2 separate regions of the Homo sapiens genome follow, and region 2 is linked to region 1. Evidence: read pairs that join two places in POLR2A ChIA-PET (ENCODE). Cell type or tissue: A673. All regions are shown on one strand. Links, peaks and the distances in the headings refer to the core of each region. The heading gives the core; the rest is flanking DNA. Region 1 holds the start of LOC124903473 (a long non-coding RNA gene). Region 2 overlaps SRP14-DT (SRP14 divergent transcript).

The links. ChIA-PET counts read pairs that join two places held together with the same protein. Peaks named below come from ENCODE experiments on the same cell type or tissue, not always from the same donor. Only the 100,000 strongest peaks of a DNase experiment are listed, where the experiment ranks them.
Region 2: POLR2A ChIA-PET joins it to region 1 with 23 read pairs; 3 of 35 experiments call an interaction of 5 or more read pairs at or near these places.

The regions. Positions count from the first base shown.
Region 1 is chr15:40,450,292-40,458,614 of GRCh38, forward strand. BAHD1 (bromo adjacent homology domain containing 1) reads left to right here. Exons shown (of 7, transcript NM_014952.5): 2 at 8,160-8,323. The coding sequence starts at 8,174. It overlaps LOC124903473 (a long non-coding RNA gene), which reads right to left and starts at 3,579. Exons shown (of 2, transcript XR_007064598.1): 1 at 3,537-3,579; 2 at 3,156-3,255. RefSeq lists enhancers at 2,190-2,539, 2,570-2,619. In A673, for the core only: no CTCF peak of the experiment used is centred there; no DNase peak of the experiment used is centred there; H3K27ac peaks cover 551 bases.
Region 2 is chr15:40,064,255-40,072,577 of GRCh38, forward strand. SRP14-DT (SRP14 divergent transcript) reads left to right here. Exons shown (of 3, transcript NR_040060.1): 3 at 967-3,255. Among named protein-coding and RNA genes, the nearest start is that of SRP14-DT, 29 kb to the left of the region's middle. RefSeq lists enhancers at 1-52, 463-572, 5,558-5,677 and silencers at 4,066-4,249, 5,368-5,427. In A673, for the core only: no CTCF peak of the experiment used is centred there; a DNase peak (open chromatin) is centred at 5,067; H3K27ac peaks cover 2,201 bases.

The sequences.
Region 1 (8,323 bases), core at 318-8,317:
CAGCTGGTTCATTCAGGAGGTTAGTGCTCTGCTGAGGAGGCTGGAGGCAGAGCTCCATCTTGGCCTGGCTGGCTAGTTTCTGTTCAGGACTAGAGCTAGCACCTGTAGTCTTGGCAAGCCATTTTAGAAATCTAAGTTGTTGGTCCATGTAATGTCCTGGTGGTTGAACCAACACTCGTTCTTTGCCATTCCTGGGCAGGTGCTTGGAGAAGGCTGGTGAGCTGTTCATGTTTTTTGAAGAATGGTGCATCAGTAGCACAAGGTTTTCCCTGGTTCTGCTGAGGCCTGTTGCTGAGCTTTGGGGTGCCCTGTCCCCTGTTTTATTCCTGTTTTATTTCTCCCACATTGTTAGCTGCTCAGAGCAAATGGGTTTTGCTGCAGGTGTAGGTTTGCCTCTGGCTGATCCTGGGCAGTATGGCATCTGGATGGGAGGGTCTGAGGGAGCCTTAGCCCAGAGTTAAGGGGTGCCCCCCAACCCCTGCCTGGAGTCATCCTACATGGAGCTAATAGGGGCGAGTCTGGGAAAAGTTGCATTTGTTTCCTGCTTTAAGACTTTAGCTTTTGGGCCGGGCTCAGTGGCTCACATTTGTAATCCTAACACTTTGGGAATCCGAGGCAGGCAGATCCCTTGAGGTCAGGAGTTTGAGACCAGCCTGGCCAACATGGTGAAAACCCGTCTCTGCTAAAAATACAAAAATTAGCTGGGCGTGGTGGTGGGTGACTGTAATCCCAGCTACTCGGGATACTCCTGCTGAGGCAGGAGAATCACTTGAACCCAGGAGGCGGAGGTTGCAGTGAGCCGAGATCACGCCATTGCACTCCAGCCTGGGCAACAAGAGCATAAACTCCATCTCAAAAAAAAAAAAAAAAAAAAAAAAAAACTTTAGCTTTTGTTTGTCACCCTTTCCTGCATCCAAACATTTATGAAATGAATTTCTCAGAGTGCTGCCCACTCCCTACTGGGCTTTTGTTCCCACGGTACACGTGGCATAAAGTAGGCCCTCAGTAAGTGTCTAAATGCCTGGCTCATATGTACCCTCTGAGAAGCTGCCTTGGGGGGACCCCTCAGCCAAGCTCTGAGCAGTCCATTATAGCCCTTGTCACACTATCTTGTTCTGTCTTCCTGCTAGCCCATGCTCCAACTCTTAGTCTTTTGCATTTTTTTCCAGCACTTAGTCTGGTGCTTGTAGGGGAAAGAGAAAACAAATGAGCTTGTATTGAGAACCTGCTGTATTCCAGGAACTCTGCTAGGCACTTTACACACATTCTTCTTTAACTTAATCCTCACAGCAACCTTGCTGTGTAGACAAGGAAACCAAGACTCAGAGTTCAAGCCATTGACTAAGGCCACACAGGATTAGCAGTGGCATGAAGTGGCTTCCAGCCCCACATGGGTCTCCCTCTGCTGTGGGGGGGCCAGCAAATGTTGGCTGAATGGGCAAAGGTCACAAGAGGTGCTGTGTGCCTGAGAATGAGGGGCAGGCTTAGCTGGGCTAGCACCTGTGGATGCAGGTCTACCTTATGCACACATGAGTTGTGTACTGGGAAGAAGCTGGGGGAAGGCACGTTGCCTAAAGTAGGGACATGTGCCTTTTAAGAAAGCCTCTAAAGACTAGTTTTTTATTGCATGTGATTACCTTCTAATTTGTCAGGTTAAAGTTCGTAAGGCAGAACACTGGTATGATTAAAACACAATGCTCTCTGCCCACTCTCCTCACTCAGGGATCTGTGTGTTGTATAGCAACTTCTAGATATGAGAGGTATACTCTTGTTTCTCTTGTCCTCAGCCCCTGCCACCAGACCCGAGGGCAGTCTAAAAGCAAGCCTGTGTCCAGATGGATCAGGCCAATTCCTTTCAGCTGCACTTCGTGCTTCTTGCCCAGGTGTTTTTAGGCTCCCAGTCTGGTTACAGAATGAATTGAGTGCCCGCAGCAAGTGAGGCTGTATGGGCACTGAGGAGGCAGGGCTGGTGGCTGAGGCCCCTGCTCTCTCTCTCTCTTTGAGGACAGTGCTCCTTGCAACTTTGTGCTGTGGAGCTGAGACTTCTGCTCTGCATGGGTGCCTCCACTGAAGCCTCATTCAGGTGGCACAGACAGGCAGGACGCACACCTTCTGACCTCACGTTGTGGGTCTAGCCCTGCCGTTAGCATCTGAGGAACTTGGCCTTTCACTGTAGAGTTGAGTATTTCTCAGAGACACAGAGCTGTTGTTCAGGGTCTGTTGGGATAGTTTCTGCCCCGGCCCTCTTGCTCAGTTGTGGCCCACAACTGAGGGCCACTTCCTGTCCCAGGCAGCCTCTGCTTGTGGGAGTGATCTGGGCTGTGACCTGCCCTTCCAGGCCCTCACCCTTGTTTCCCCAGAGCAGTGCCAGCACCCCGTGCTCCCCTGGGCCTCTGACTCTCCCTTGAACCTTCAGCCCGGCGTGAAGCACCTTGGTTGTGCTCTGCTCGTGCTGGTGGGGTTGCTGTATGGTGCTGCTGCAGCTTGAGGGCCAGAGCAGGGCATCTGTCTGTCCCTTTCTGCTTCTATGGAGATGACTACACCCGGCCCTCTTGCTGAGTTGTAAACTGAACCCCCCACAACTCACCCCACACTGGGTCCTGCAAGGGAAAAGGAGTGTCATCATCATTATCTTTCCTTGGGGTGGGCACTTAGGTGTTTTTAGTGGAATAGTGGCAGAGCAAAGTTCAGGTGCAAGCTTGGGTTTTCAGATTTCTCACTGGGGTAGGAGGAATCTGTCCCGGGCTCCTGCTGTGGGGAATGGCCAGCCAGGGCCAGCTGCCCTCCTCTGTCGGGTTGGAAGGATGGGGGAGGTTGGCCTGCCTGCCTCTGCTTACCACCGCTCCTAAGGAAGACTCTTTTTGGTATATCCATCTTAGATGAGGGATCTGGAGTTTGGAAAAGCTAAATACATTGCTCAGGAGGGACAGAGCATTTAAATCTAGGTCTGACTCAATGCTTTGGTTCTTTCTGCTGTACCAGCTCTTTAAGAGATTCACTACCAGCTGTGTCTTTACCTGGCTTTACCATAAGAATTTCAGCAGCTTCACCTGTTTCTCCATAAAGTAACAGCAACTAACTTTAAGTGAAAAGGAGCCTAGTTTTGTGCTCTTGCCACATTTCTTCTCTGATAGAAGATTCAAGAAATTCAGTGCTCATGACAAGTGTTTTATTCCTTTCATGGATGGGAGGGGTTATTCCAAGAGAGAATGCAGAGGAGGACAATGCTTAACTCAGCTCCAGTTGTGGTTTTAGCTGTAATTGGAAGGAGGTGGCTTCTAATGGGGCAGGGTCCTTCCCAGCCCTCACCCAGATGACCTGATCTACCCTTATCTAAGGCTCCCCTGAATCCCTCCCTCTCATTAAAAATAAACCGGGCTAGGTATGGTGGCTCATGCCTGTAATCCCAGCACTGTGGGAGGCCAAGGTGGAAGGATTACGTGAGCCTAGGAGTTTGAGACCAGCCTGGACAACATAGTGAGGCCCTCTACCCCCGGCCCCCCCCAACCCCCTGCAGCCTGTCTCTACCAAATTACCTGGGCATGGTGTCACGCGCTTATAGTCTCAGTTACTGGGGAGGCTGAGGTGGAAGGATCACTTGAGTCTGGGAGTTCGAGGCTACCATGATCCATGATTGCGCCACTGCACTCCAGCCTGAGCAACAAAGCAAGACCCTGTCTCAGACAAAAACAAAAAACAACAAAAAAGAAAAACCAAAGAAGCCTGAAAAGCAAAATTTAAAGTGTAGTCCTGAAACCCTCAGGATGGTGTGCGGGGTGCAACCCAGAGCTGGGTGGGTAAGGGGAGAGCAGCAACCACAACTGAGGGCCACTTCCTGCCCCAGGCAGCCTCTGCTTGTGGGAGTGATCTGGGCTGTGACCTGCCCTTCCAGGCCCTCACCCTTGTTTCCCCAGAGCAGTGCCAGCACCCCGTGCTCCCCTGGGCCTCTGACTCTCCCTTGAACCTTCAGCCCGGCATGAAGCACCTTGGTTGTGCTCTGCTTGTGCTGGTGGGGTTGCTGTATGGTGCTGCTGCAGCTTGAGGGCCAGAGCAGGGCATCTGTCTGTCCCTTTCTGCTTCTGTGGAGATGACTACACTCAGACCCTACTATGACAGTTTAGCTGGGCCTGACCTCCCCCTCGATTTTGAGATCCTGATGCCCCTGAGGTGAAGGTGGCCTGTTTACTGTCTTTAGAGTACACTTCTGAGGATTTGGGATTCAACCTGTGGTTCTCTGGGTCTTTGGCCTGGATGTCCACCAGCCAGCCACTATCCTTCCTGGCAGCTGTGTCAGAGCTGGAGACAATCAGACTGGTTTTCTCCAGTGAGAGCTTTCTTGACATCTTTTAGTGTCAGGAAAGTGTCCTGGGAATCCCTCCTAGAGACCTTCCCAAGAGGGCATGGACCACCCGTGTCTGGGAGGACAGAGCTTCCCAGAGAGGAGGGGATAGTGCTGAGAGAACCCAGCGCACCTTGTGCCCTAGCAGTGGTTGAAAGTTTCTGGGTGGATAGTGCGTAATTGGGAGGGGCAGCAGGAGGATTGGTGGGGCTGGGAGAGGGGAACCAAGCCTACCACTTTGCTGGGATCCCCTCTCCCCAACCAGCCCTGTAGCTGGGCCATCCCTTGTGGTTTGGAGGGGCCCTGGCAGGCTTGTAGCCCCTCCACCCAGCCCCACCCCAGGGAAAAAGTTGCAGCCGAGCTTCTTGTTTCTTCATCTGACTTCAAAGCATGACTCACACATGCTCTCCCCAGAATGGAGTGCAGCGAGAGGCAGGCAGCAGAGACCCCAGCCTCTCCTTAAGATGCCGAGTGGCTGGACTTTGCACCACAGGAAAGCTAGGAGCTATTTTGCGACGTGCTTTTGATGGCCTTGGGTGTTTTTAGCGAGTGACAGGGGATTTGGCAGATTTTAGGGAGTCTAGCAGGAGGCTGTTCTGCTGGATTTGGAAATGTGACTCGCACCCTGTGATTCAGACGCTTCCTGGGATCGTCAGCACCCTACCCCCCAGGGGAGTAGTGGGTGTCCCTGAGGGACTGGAAAGCTGAATGAGAGGTTAAAGAGCAAGATTAGTCCACAGGGAACAGATTCTCAAAGGTTCTGGGCTCAGACTCCTGAAAGTGGAAGCTGTGTAGTCAAGGCACTGACTCCCTTCCCACCTCTCTCTGCTTGGGACTTCTGTGTGTTGAGAGGGGAAGACTGAGTGGGGACAACTATCCAAAGATCTGAGGACCATCTGCCCATGCAGCCAGTCTCCCAGCCAGCTGGAGGTCAGGGGTGGCCAATCATCCCCCTGCTAAGAACGCTTCCAGTAGCCAGGCCTGACAGCACCTCCCTGTGCTGTCTTTCCCAGCCGCCTTCTCCTTACTCTGTACTGTGTCCTTATCCTCAAAGACGACAAGCCCAGGTGATCTCCACCTTGGCTCCCAGCCGTTCCCAGGCCTAGCCCCTCTGGTAACTTGGGGCCTGTTGAGGGGCTTTGGCCCGTGCTCAAATGCATGGTCTGTTCACTTATCCATCATCTCCAGGCCATTTGGGAGTTGGGGAGGGCTGGACCTGGGCTCCCTAGGAGATACTGATGTGCTTCTGCTGCTTCTCGTTGCATGCTCCTCCACCTCCAGCACAGGGGTGCCTGGATATGAGAGAAGGGCCTGTGGGTTATAAGAAATGGGATGATGTTGTTGTTGTTGTTGTTGTTTTGAGATGGAGTCTCACTCTGTTGCCCAGGCTGGAGTGCAGTGGCACGATCTTGGCTCACTGCAACCTCCACCTCCTGGGTTCAAGTGATTCTCCTGCTTCAGCCTCCCAAGTAGCTGGGACTACGGGCTCATGCCAGCACGCCTGGCTAAATTTTTTTTTTTGTATTTTTATTAGAGACAGGGTTTCACTGTATTAGCCAGGATGGTCTTGATCTCCTGACATCATGATCCATCCGCCTGGGCCTCTCAAAGTGTGGGGATTATGGGCATGAGCCACCACGCCCGGCATTGCCAATAAGCCTGCTGAGCAGACAGGGACGGGTGGTCACCCTGATTAGAAGCAGGAAAGAGACTTACGGAGCCTAGCAGATGCCTGGGATTTTTTAGGAGCTCTCCACCTGTGCTTCAGGAATGAATGGGTTTGCCTTCTGTGACTCTGTCTTGCCCGGGGCCTGGTCTCTGAGCAGTGGCAAGTCCCCGCACGTGGCCAGAGCAAAGCCTGGCACGCTGCCTCTCCTTTCCAGTTTTCCGTGTCCTTTCTCAGGGGTGAAGGTTGCCCACACCACCCTCAGCCTGGTTTTCTGAGCACTCTTTCTCAATTAATGCAGCATATCTCTGGAGAGGAGGTGTCCAGTGACCCCACCCACTGGCCCAAGGCCATGGGAGCTAACAGGGAAAGATTCAGGAATCCCTGGGAGCCCTCAGGCTTGAGACTTTCAGGGTTAAATCCTGGCACAGCAGGGACTGCTCTCAGTTCCTCTGTAGAATGAGTGTGAACAGCAATAGCAGTGGGGAAATTAAGCTGAAAAACCTGGGCCCGCTGGGTGGGGATGGGTTGCAGGAGTACCTGGTGAGGGACAGAACTTGTCTGGCACCTTACTTGCCAGCCCCTGTGCTTTGGGTTGAATGGTAGGAAGTGAACAGCTCCGTAGTCTCTGACCACCGCCCTCTGCAGTTCTTCATTGTCTTGGCCATGCCAGCTTCCAGTGCACAGCCAGCTCTGGCCTCTCACTCAGAACTGGGGCCCAGGCTGCCGCAGGTGTATGTTGGAGTGTTTTGCCAAGCAAAGTTAGGGGATGATGCCTGGTCATATGCATTTTCTGTCAGGGGCTCTGGGCTTCCCCCACCTCCTTGCATCCTGCCCCTGCCTACAAAGAGGGAGAACCGAGCACGACTAACAAGGCAGCTCATTTGTCTCCTGTGTTAGTGCTTCTCTTTGATACTTTCTTTTCCCAACTGTTTGTGGCCTTCAGGGGTTTAAAGCTGTATGGCAGGTCTACGCACCGTCCCTGGGTTTTCTCTACCCCCAGGAATATGCTGATCCTGGCCTTACTGTTACCCTTGCCCTGGGTACTGGCACCCTTTGGGCTGCTCTTGCCTGGAATTTGAACCAAAGTTCAAATGAGACTTCTCCACCATGGGCCCCTCAAAGCTGAGACCTCTCCACCATGGGCCCCTCAAAGCTGAGACCTCTCCACCATGGGCCCCTCAAAGCCAGGCCTTCACCCTTGATAGAGCTTTTCCAGCTAGACCCAGGTTGTGGCAGTCTTGCTTTATATGCCAGGGGAGGAGTCCTCAGAGACTGAACTTTGCCTTCATGGCCCAGCAGGCAGGGTCCCCATCTCAGCTCTTCACTGTCTGTCTTCTTGTCCTCCTGTGGCCAACCTCAGAAGCCCTGCGTTTGGGGAGGGGATTGTTAATGCCTTGGTTATACTTTTGGAAGAATAGATGGACTCCTGGCCGGGGGCAGTGGCTCACGCCTGTAATCCCAGCACTGTGGGAGGCCGAGGCGGGCAGATCACGAGGTCAGGAGATCGAGACCACCCTGGCTAACACGGTGAAACCCCCTCTCTACTAAAAATACAAAAGAAAATTTAGCGGGGCGTGGTGGCGGGCACCTGTAGTCCCAGCTACCCGAGAGGCTGAGGCAGGAGAATGGCGTGAACCTGGGAGGCGGAGCTTGCAGTGAGCCAAGATCTCACCAATGCACTCCAGCGAGACTCCGTCTCTCAAAAAAAGAAAAAAAGAAGAAAGAATAAATGGACTTCTACCACCCAGTCCCCCATCTTGGGAGGCTCTGTCTTCAGAGCCTCTTCCTATCCTGTGATGAATATCTAGTGAGAGAAGGACAGGGGGAGAGAACAAAGAGCTTTGCCACCAGCTCCTCCTATCCCCTGTCCCTGGGGTCTGCCTTGCTCCCTAGGCTCTTCAGGGGCTTAGTTCAGAGATACCCTAGGCTAAAAGGAAAGAGGAGGAACCAGTCCTTGCACAGCTGCTGGTAGCTTGATTCCACTGCCCCTTCACACTCTGGAAAGGGAGTCCCAGGAAAATCCATACTGGAGACAGGGTAGTTGTAGGCCAGGATCACTGCACCTGGGGCTGGGTAGGCTGCAGTGGGAGAGAAAGCAGGCAGGAGCAGGCCAGAGAGGGCTTCTCTCATTGCCCACCTTCTGTCCTGCAGGTTGGAAGTACTCCATGACACACACTCGGAGAAAGTCCCTTCCCATGCTGAGTTCGGGCCTCACTGGCCGCCGAGAGCCCCTGCAGATGGAAGACAGCAACATGGAGCAGGGGGTTGAGGGTGTGGAGCCAGGCATGCCCGAGAGCCCAGGTCACCTCACAGGG
Region 2 (8,323 bases), core at 233-8,232, 390 kb before region 1:
TTCCTCAGGCTGACTGCCCAAGGCCCCATCTGTGCAAACAGGAGAGGAAATGGCAGCCTAACTCCAGGCAGGGCCCGGGCTCAGAAGGGGGTCTACAGGGCTGAAGAGGCAGCTGGCCAGAGATTCCACAGGAAGCATCTTGTTGACACATCTTCATCACTTTGGAATTTGAGCAACAACATTTACCCCTTCTGAAACTCACCCAGAGGAAGCGGATTTTCTGACGCATATGAAGAGTGAGAACTGTCTACATCTAAGTCTTCTTTGAGAACAATACCAGCTGAGCGGCTATTTACATTCCAGCTTCTTTTGAGAATCTCTGAAGATGATTAAGTCATTGTCAGCTGGTAAGGGTTGGTCTCACCACTTCTCATGTTGGATCATTGAGGCAAGAAACCTTCAAAGAATCCTTTTTGGGTATCTTTTAGTGAGGAAAAAAGTGGGGACAAAGATACGTAAGGCAGTACTTGCCAGAAGTCGCGGGGTGGGAAGAGGAAGTGTGCAGAGTTCTAGAGCCTGTCTTCACCTGGGGGATGTGCACTGACGATGCATATACTTGGCTGTGAAGGCCCAAATTTAGGACAGGGAGTTAGAACCACCCACATTGAAAGTCTAAGGGCCTGTTTCATCTTGCAGCCTCACCACGCTCCCACCAATAGCACAAATACTGTAGTACAAATGCTATGCTCAGTAAATGTTAATCAGCCTCATAAACAGTTCAGGGAAGGCTTTGAGGAGGAAAAGGGTGGAATTTCACCTGGGCCTTGAAGGGAATTTGGGAGGCACAGAGATGGGAAAAGGAAGAAGGCTGAGAGAACAGCATGAGCAGGGCACGTGGTGCACTATGGGAGTGTGTCGTGGGAGATGAGATCAGACAACTCCAGAGTCTGGAGTCCTTTACTCCAGGGACTTGGTGAGCATGTGGTGATCTGCATCTCCTGTTCTCTACACCTTGACTTCTCCTAGGCCCAGAACCATATCCTGCTCCACAAGCCTCGTCCTTGGCAAGAAGTTGCACCTGCCCAGAGAGAAAACCTTTTGAAACTGGCACAAAGGCACTGGAGAGACTGGCAGGGCCCCCTACTTGACGATCTGGCTCATCCATCTGCACACTGACCACGCTAAGAGCTGTCTGCAGTGATGGAAACCTTCTCTAGCTGTGCTGTCCTCTATAGTGGCACCAGCTGCCTGTGGCTACTGAGCACTTCAACTGTGGCTGCAGAGACTATGTTAAATTGTATTTAATCATAATTAATTTAATTGTAAACAACTACATGTGGCTAGTGGTTTCTGTACTGGGCACTGCAGGTGCACATTTCCTGCTGGCCATGGACAGTAAGCTCCATAAGAGACTAATTGTGCCTGGTTTGCTTATAGGCTTATCCTCAGCACCTGCACCAGCCTAGAATATGATTGGCACTCTATTAATTAAAAGTTCCCAGGTAAATGAATTAGTGGATTCTCTGTTTCCTCCACTATGCCACAACCTCCTTAAGGGCAGAGATGGTGTCTTCAAAAAAAAAAAATTCTGGTCAAAAACACATAAGATCTACCACCTTCACCATTGTTGTGTCCAGTTCAGTAGTATTAACTACACTTACATTGTGATACAACAAAAGATTGTGTCTTTTTACATTCTTAGGACCCAGCACAGTGTCTGGCACATAATCTTAGTAAACACTGGCAGAGCACATGCCTTTGCCAAGGCCAGAACAGAGGTTCAGTGCCATCCATTACCACCCTTTCACACATCCACTGGGGCTTTAAAAACAACCTGGAATGAAAGCTGTTGAGTCTAGAGAAATGGGCTACAAAGAAGGTTTACAAGATAATCTATTAAGAATAGGGAATACAGGCCGGGCACGGTGGCTCACACCTGTAATCCCAGCACTTTGGGAGGCTGAGGTGGGTGGATCATTTGAGGTCAGGAGTTCGAGACCAGCCTGGCCAATGTGGTGAAATCCTGTCTCTACCAAAAATTATCCAGGCATGGTGGTGCGTGCCTGTAGTCCCAGCTACTTGGGAGGCTGAGGCATGAGCATCGCTTGAACCCGGGAGGCAGAGGTTGCAGTGAGCCGAGATCGCGCCACTACACCCCAGCCTGGGTGACAGAGCAAGACTCCGTCTCAAAAAAATAAAAAAACCTAAAATAAAGCTTAATACACATGACATATGGATTGGCAGTCACACATAAATATGATTGATAAGGATACAAATATTTGGAGGTGCTGCCTGACCATCTGTTGCTGATTATGTGGAGATCACTTGTCTAGGACCCTGAGATAGACTGATGTTTCTAACTCTGCCACACACGGTCTCTCCCACCCTCCAGACACTTTCTTCCTTCAGTTCAGGGAACCCTCAATACACAGTAAGAATGAAGAGGTTGCAGGTCTGAGCTTGAGGAGGACTGGACTAAAAGGAGTTTAGCCCTGCCAGGGCATTCCGAGGACTGTGAAGATCCGGAATATTGGCCACAGGCATCTATGTATTTGAATCATATCCATTTTTGAGCTCACTCCTAGCAGAGGAGTCAAAACTTACGTTCTGGCCCCCAGGTACATTTCCAGTCTCTTACTCATAAAATTGTGACATACCCCCAGGGGTGCCCAAAGGGGTTTGTGAATCAAGATAGTTTGAGGAGAATCGATTTTCTGATCCTCAGTTTTTCTATGCTCTTTTTCCTAAAAGCGATATTCCTAAAAAGGCATCCAAGACAAGGCATCCCCTTTCCCATTTGCTGGGGAAGACAGCTTTACAAGAGAAAGCTGCCCCTCTCACCCATGTGACCCCCCACTCTGGGGCACTGCCCTAGGGGTAGAAATCTCCAAGGCATCAAACAAAGTGACTCCTGGGGGTCAAGTGACAGAGGAGCAAGTCTTTCTGCAAGTCAAGTGGTTTCCAGCTCTGCTTTCAGCAAAATTGAAAGAGGCACTAATCAAATTGCCAGCGGATCATAAAAAAACATTTTGATAATAATGTTATTAGGCATATAACTTGGAAGAAGTTCAAAGAATTGAATGGCATCCTCATAACAAACTCATCGGCTTCCATTTATTTATTTATGTGGACAGTGTTTCTCAATGTTTAAACCTACAAAAGACTAAACATGGGAGTAAACTTCATGTTGAACCTTGTGTGAGTCTAGCAATAAGTCATCCACATATACATACACTAATTGGGAAGAAAACCTGTCCCAACCCCAACTATTTTATTAAGAGATGCATTTCCAATAAAAATTTACCTTTTATGTTTAATAGTTGTTTATCAAATTTCGTAATTATTTACATTGCTCTGATCAATTGGATATAAACTATTCTAACACTAAACTCATAACCAAAAAATTAATGCTCAGCTTTGGGAACAGAGGAATTTTTTTTTTTTTTTTTTTTTTTGAGAAGGAGTCTTGCTCTGTTACCCAGGCTGGAGTGCAGAGGCGCAATTTCAGCTCTCTGCAACCTCCACCTCCCGGGTTCAAGCGATTCTCCTGCCTCAGCCTCCCAAGTAGCTGGGACTACAGGTGTGTGCCATCACGCCTAGCTAATTTTTGTATTTTTAGTAGAGACAGGGTTTCACCATGTTGGCCAGGATGGTCTTGACCTCTTGACCTCGTGATCTGCCCCTCGGCTTCCCAAAGTGTTGGGATTACAGGTGTGAGCCACCAGTCCCGGCCAGAAGTTTTAATCTTTAAATTTTATTTAATACAATAATCAATCAAAGATTTTTCTTTCTTTCTTTTTTTTTTTTTTTTTTTTGAGACAACTTCTCCCTTTGTTAGTCAGGCTAGAGTGCAGTGGTGCAATCATGGCTCACTGCAGCCTTGACCTCCTGGGCTCAAGCCATCCTCCTGCCTCAGCCTCCCCAAAGTACTGGGATTACAGTCATGAACCACCATGCCTAGCCAATAAAAGATTTTCAAGCATAAAAAATAAATACAGGCTGGGTGCTGTGGCTCACACCTATAATCTCAACACTTTGGGAGGCCGAGGTGGGCGGATCATTTGAGCCTAGGAATTGGAGACCAGCCTGGGCAATATGGTGAAACTGTGTCTCTACAAAAAATACAAAAATTAGCAGGGCATGGTGGTGCAGGCCTGTAGTTCCAGCTACTCAGAAGGCCGAGGTGGGGGAATCACCTGAGCCCAGGAGATTGAGGCTGCAGTGAATCAGGATCACACCACTGCACTCCAGCCTGGGCAACAGAGCAAAACCCTGCCTCAAAAAAAAAACAAACAAACAAACAAAAAAAAACCCTTACATTAGCATAAAATCTGTAACAGGAGTGAAATGGAAATACAAGTTCTTGGAGAGAACGAAATAATGTAAACTTCTAAGCTGTTTAATTAGCGTTTGTTCCCCTATTTTTTTTAATGGATAATGTTGGACACAGAATTGCTCTGGCATTTAGATTCCATTGGACATTTAAAAGAAAGATACAATTTGTATTTGAAAATATCAATATTCATTTTTCTTTGAATTTTTTGACTATAAAATATAATAAAGGCATATAGAAAGTGAAAAAATATTCATAAAATGCTAAAAAGGATATCCTTTGGAACTATTTAAATTTCTGATGGAAAATTTCAAATGCCAACTTAAATACAAGAGGGTAGGTCATGTAAAAAAATTATTTAAGGGGCTTTGAAGGCGGCTGTCTGGGGAGTTAAGGTCTTGTGTCTCCAGTGCCCTCTCTCACCCCTAAGGTACTGGGTGGGCCTCTGGAGGTACATCTGCCTATACAAGGAATCTTTGATGTAGCAAAAAAAAAACACAAAACACAAAAAACCCTCACAGCATGCCCTGCCCTTGGGCTCTGGAAACCACCGTCCTGCCTGCCCCACTCCTGCTCTCAGCCCCCTCCTCAGGCCTAAGCCTCCCCAACCCTCCCCACCCCCCACCCCACTGCCCCACCCGCAGTCCACCCCGCTGTCGCCTCCCAGCCCTGGCCCGGCCAGCCCTGGAGTAAATAAACCACCGGGCAAGGACCCAGACAATGGGCCTTGGCAAGGAGTTAATGGGCTGGGCCTCTCGCGTTAGCCGAGTGTGACCGGAGCTGGCAGGGGGCCTGGCCTGGCGCCAGCATCGATTACGACCAGACGGAGCCAGGGCAGACTTGGCACGAATGGGCCCCACAGCTGGCAGATTCAGTCACCCTGGCCACAAGGGCACGAGGCCTGCCCTGGGCGCCGGCTGCCACCGCGGCTGTGCTCCCTGCCACCGCCTTCACTGCCAGTGTGGCAGGGCCGCTTGTCAGGCACTCAGTCCCTAGGCCCTTTTGGTTCTCCCCAGGGGATTGTCCCTGGTCAGGCCTCTTCCTGTCCCAGGCTGCCTCTGAGGCTGCTCTGTGGCCCCACAGACTGGGTGCAGAGCGGGGGTGGGGTAGGGGGAGGCTGAGGGTTGGGCTGGGGGATGCAGCTGTGACGCCCCTGCCCCCGGCACTCCCACCACTCCAGGACAGAGGGAGGCTGCTGAGCCAGGCTGGTGTTGGTCAGCAGGAAGAACAGGTGAAGCAAGCCTCATTTCTGGTGTCCAGATGGAGGACAGGGTCTTTCTTCCCCTGTTTCTCAGAAACCTTTGTGGGCCTGGGCTCTGCTCTGGCTCGGCAGCTCCACCCTGCAGGGGGATTGGCCGGGTGGCAGGGACCACCTGAGGGCTCACTGCGTCCCTGCTAAGAAGTTGTTCGAGTCAGGGTTTGCAAGCGGGGCTTGCCTGGGGGAAAGGGCATTTCTTGCTTTTTGGGTTTACTGCTCCTCCCAGGCTCTCTGGGTCCCTCTCCCCTGGGCGATGGGCTGTGGCATAACGTCCTCAGGGCAAGGTAACGGCTCCATCTGGAGCTGATGGCTCCTCCAACGCTAAGGAGCTCCATGGACCCAGTCTTGCTGAGCAAAGGTTTCTTTGGCTTGACTGCTGGAAGACAAATCACACCACTGGGCAGTCTCCAAATTTTAGGGGATGGTCAGTATCTCTCTGAGAGAGATACTGAGAGGTCCAAAAAACCCCACAGAGGAGAGAAAACACCAGGCCACATACCCAGAGTGACAGCCCCTGCTCTCTGAGGTCACAGGTGGAGAGCAGGGGAGGTCAGGCCCTGAGGGCTGTGGCTGCTGGAGCCAGCTCCACCAGGCCTGATAATCCCTGCAGATGAAGCCGGCGCCCATCCCAGTAGGCAGTGGTAATCCCCACCCAACCCCACTTCCCCGGGGAGGAAGCTGACACAGGGGTGAGGGGGCACTGGAAACACGGGAGAGCAGAGGAATGGCAGCTGGGGCCCTTACCCCGGCACCAGCTTCTGCACCTGCCCTGAGTTTCCCTTGTCCCCCTCCAGAAGCTCTCAGATCTTTACTTTTTTGTGAGCTCTGTTCTCAGAGAAAGTTCTAATACATGTATAATACCAACTGGCTAACTGAGTGGGGTGGGTTGGGGCTTGGGGGGCTGGGGAAATGTGTGGCCCACCAAAGGACACTAACCCAACAACCCTGCGGAGTTGTGGTCTCCAAACTGAAAGAGGACACAGTGTCAGGTGACAAACAAAACTGGCCTGGAGCCAGGCATGGTGGCTCACTCCTGTAATCCCAACATTTTGGGAGGCCGAGGCTGGAGGATCACTTGAGCTCAGGAGTTCAAGACCAGCCTGGACAATATAAGGAGACCCCTGTATTTACAAAAATTTAAAAAATTAGCTGGGCTAATGGTGGTGCATGCCTGTAGACCCAGCTACTCGAGAGGCTGAGGTGGGATGGTCGCTTGAGCCTGGGAGGCAAAGGTTGCAATGAGCCGAGATTGCGCCGCTGCACTCCAGCCTGGGCAACAGAGCGAGACCCTGTCTCAAAAATTTAAAAAGTTAAAAAAATTAAAATTAAAAACTGGCCTAGACTAGGGAAGTGAAATGTCCAAACATTTTGAACAGATAAGAGGCATGGTAGGAGGGATGAATTTTTATAAAAGAAATATTGACATTTGGTGGCGAAATATAAATATATACAAATCTTTTCCTCTACAATACTTTTTTATTGTCCTTGAAGGACCTACAAAAATCACTTAGGTCGTTTAGGCACATAAAATGTGCCATGCATAACTTGGCTCATAAAATTGTCACCTTTGTTATATGGTTCCAGAGATGTGAAGGTCTGTTTAAAAGTTAAAAACATGCTGTTAATGGAGACTCTATTTTTCCCCAATATTTTTTAAAACCAAAAGACTCCTCAAGGAGTCTGATTTTTTTTTCTCCCCTGGCCTTCATCTGGACTCTTCCTTTTGGTGGCCTTTAATGAAGTAGGTTGGAGACCCTTCATACTGGGTAACCTCACACCTTGACCTGGGTAGTCAGTAGCACAGGGCCCAATGCTTAGAAGGGCCTTGCATTTGGTTTAAAACTCTGTTGCCGCAATATATATATGTCTTTTTTGAGACAGGGTCTTGCTCTGTCACCCAGGCTGGAGTGCTGTGGCATGTTCTTGGCTCACTGCAGCCTCCACCTCCTGGGTTCAGGCTATCCTCCCACCTCAGCCTCCCTAGCAGCTGGAACTCACAGGCATGCACCACCACGCCCACTAATTTTTTATTTTATTTTTTTGAGACAGGGTCTTGTTCTGTCACCCAGGCTGGAGTGCAGTGATGCAATTTTGGCTCACTGCAACCTCTGCTTCCTGGGATCAAGTGATCCTCCCACCTCGGCCTCCTGAGTAGCTGGGACTACAAGCATGTGCCACTGTGCCTGACCTAATTTTTTATTTTTTGTAGAGACAGGCTCTCACTATGTTGCCCAGGCTGGTCTTGAACTCCTGGGCTTAAATGATCCTCCTACCTCAGCCTCCCAAAATGCTGGGATTACAGGCACGTGCCACCACACCCAGCAAACGCTTCATAATTTAATAAGGGGCCCGTATTTTCACTTTGCACTGAGCCCCACAAGATAAGTAGCCAGGTCTAGTTATACCCCCGCCTGAAGCCAACACTGACCTTCCCCAGCCCTCGGAGCTGTCCCCAGGCCTCACTAGTCTCATCTCTCCAGTAGGAGGCCTTTGCCCTTGTGTAAGTCTTGCTTCTTCTCGTCAGGAGTGCCTGACTGCGTGCCTCGCTTCGAGCCTCCCGTCCCCTCTAGCCAGCTCAACAGCATCTCCTTATATTCCCCTTCGGCCCTGGGGACCACTGGGAACAAAACAAAACGCAACCCGTTCCCTTGTGGCTGTCGGGCGGGCGGGCGTTGAGCCCTGTTCCTCACTCCAGCTGGTGTACCCCTCCGGGAGCCACGCCTCGCGCGGAGCGGGAGCCTTCAAAGAGGCCGCGCCTTCCTGGCTGCTCCCTTCGCATCCTGATCCAGTCC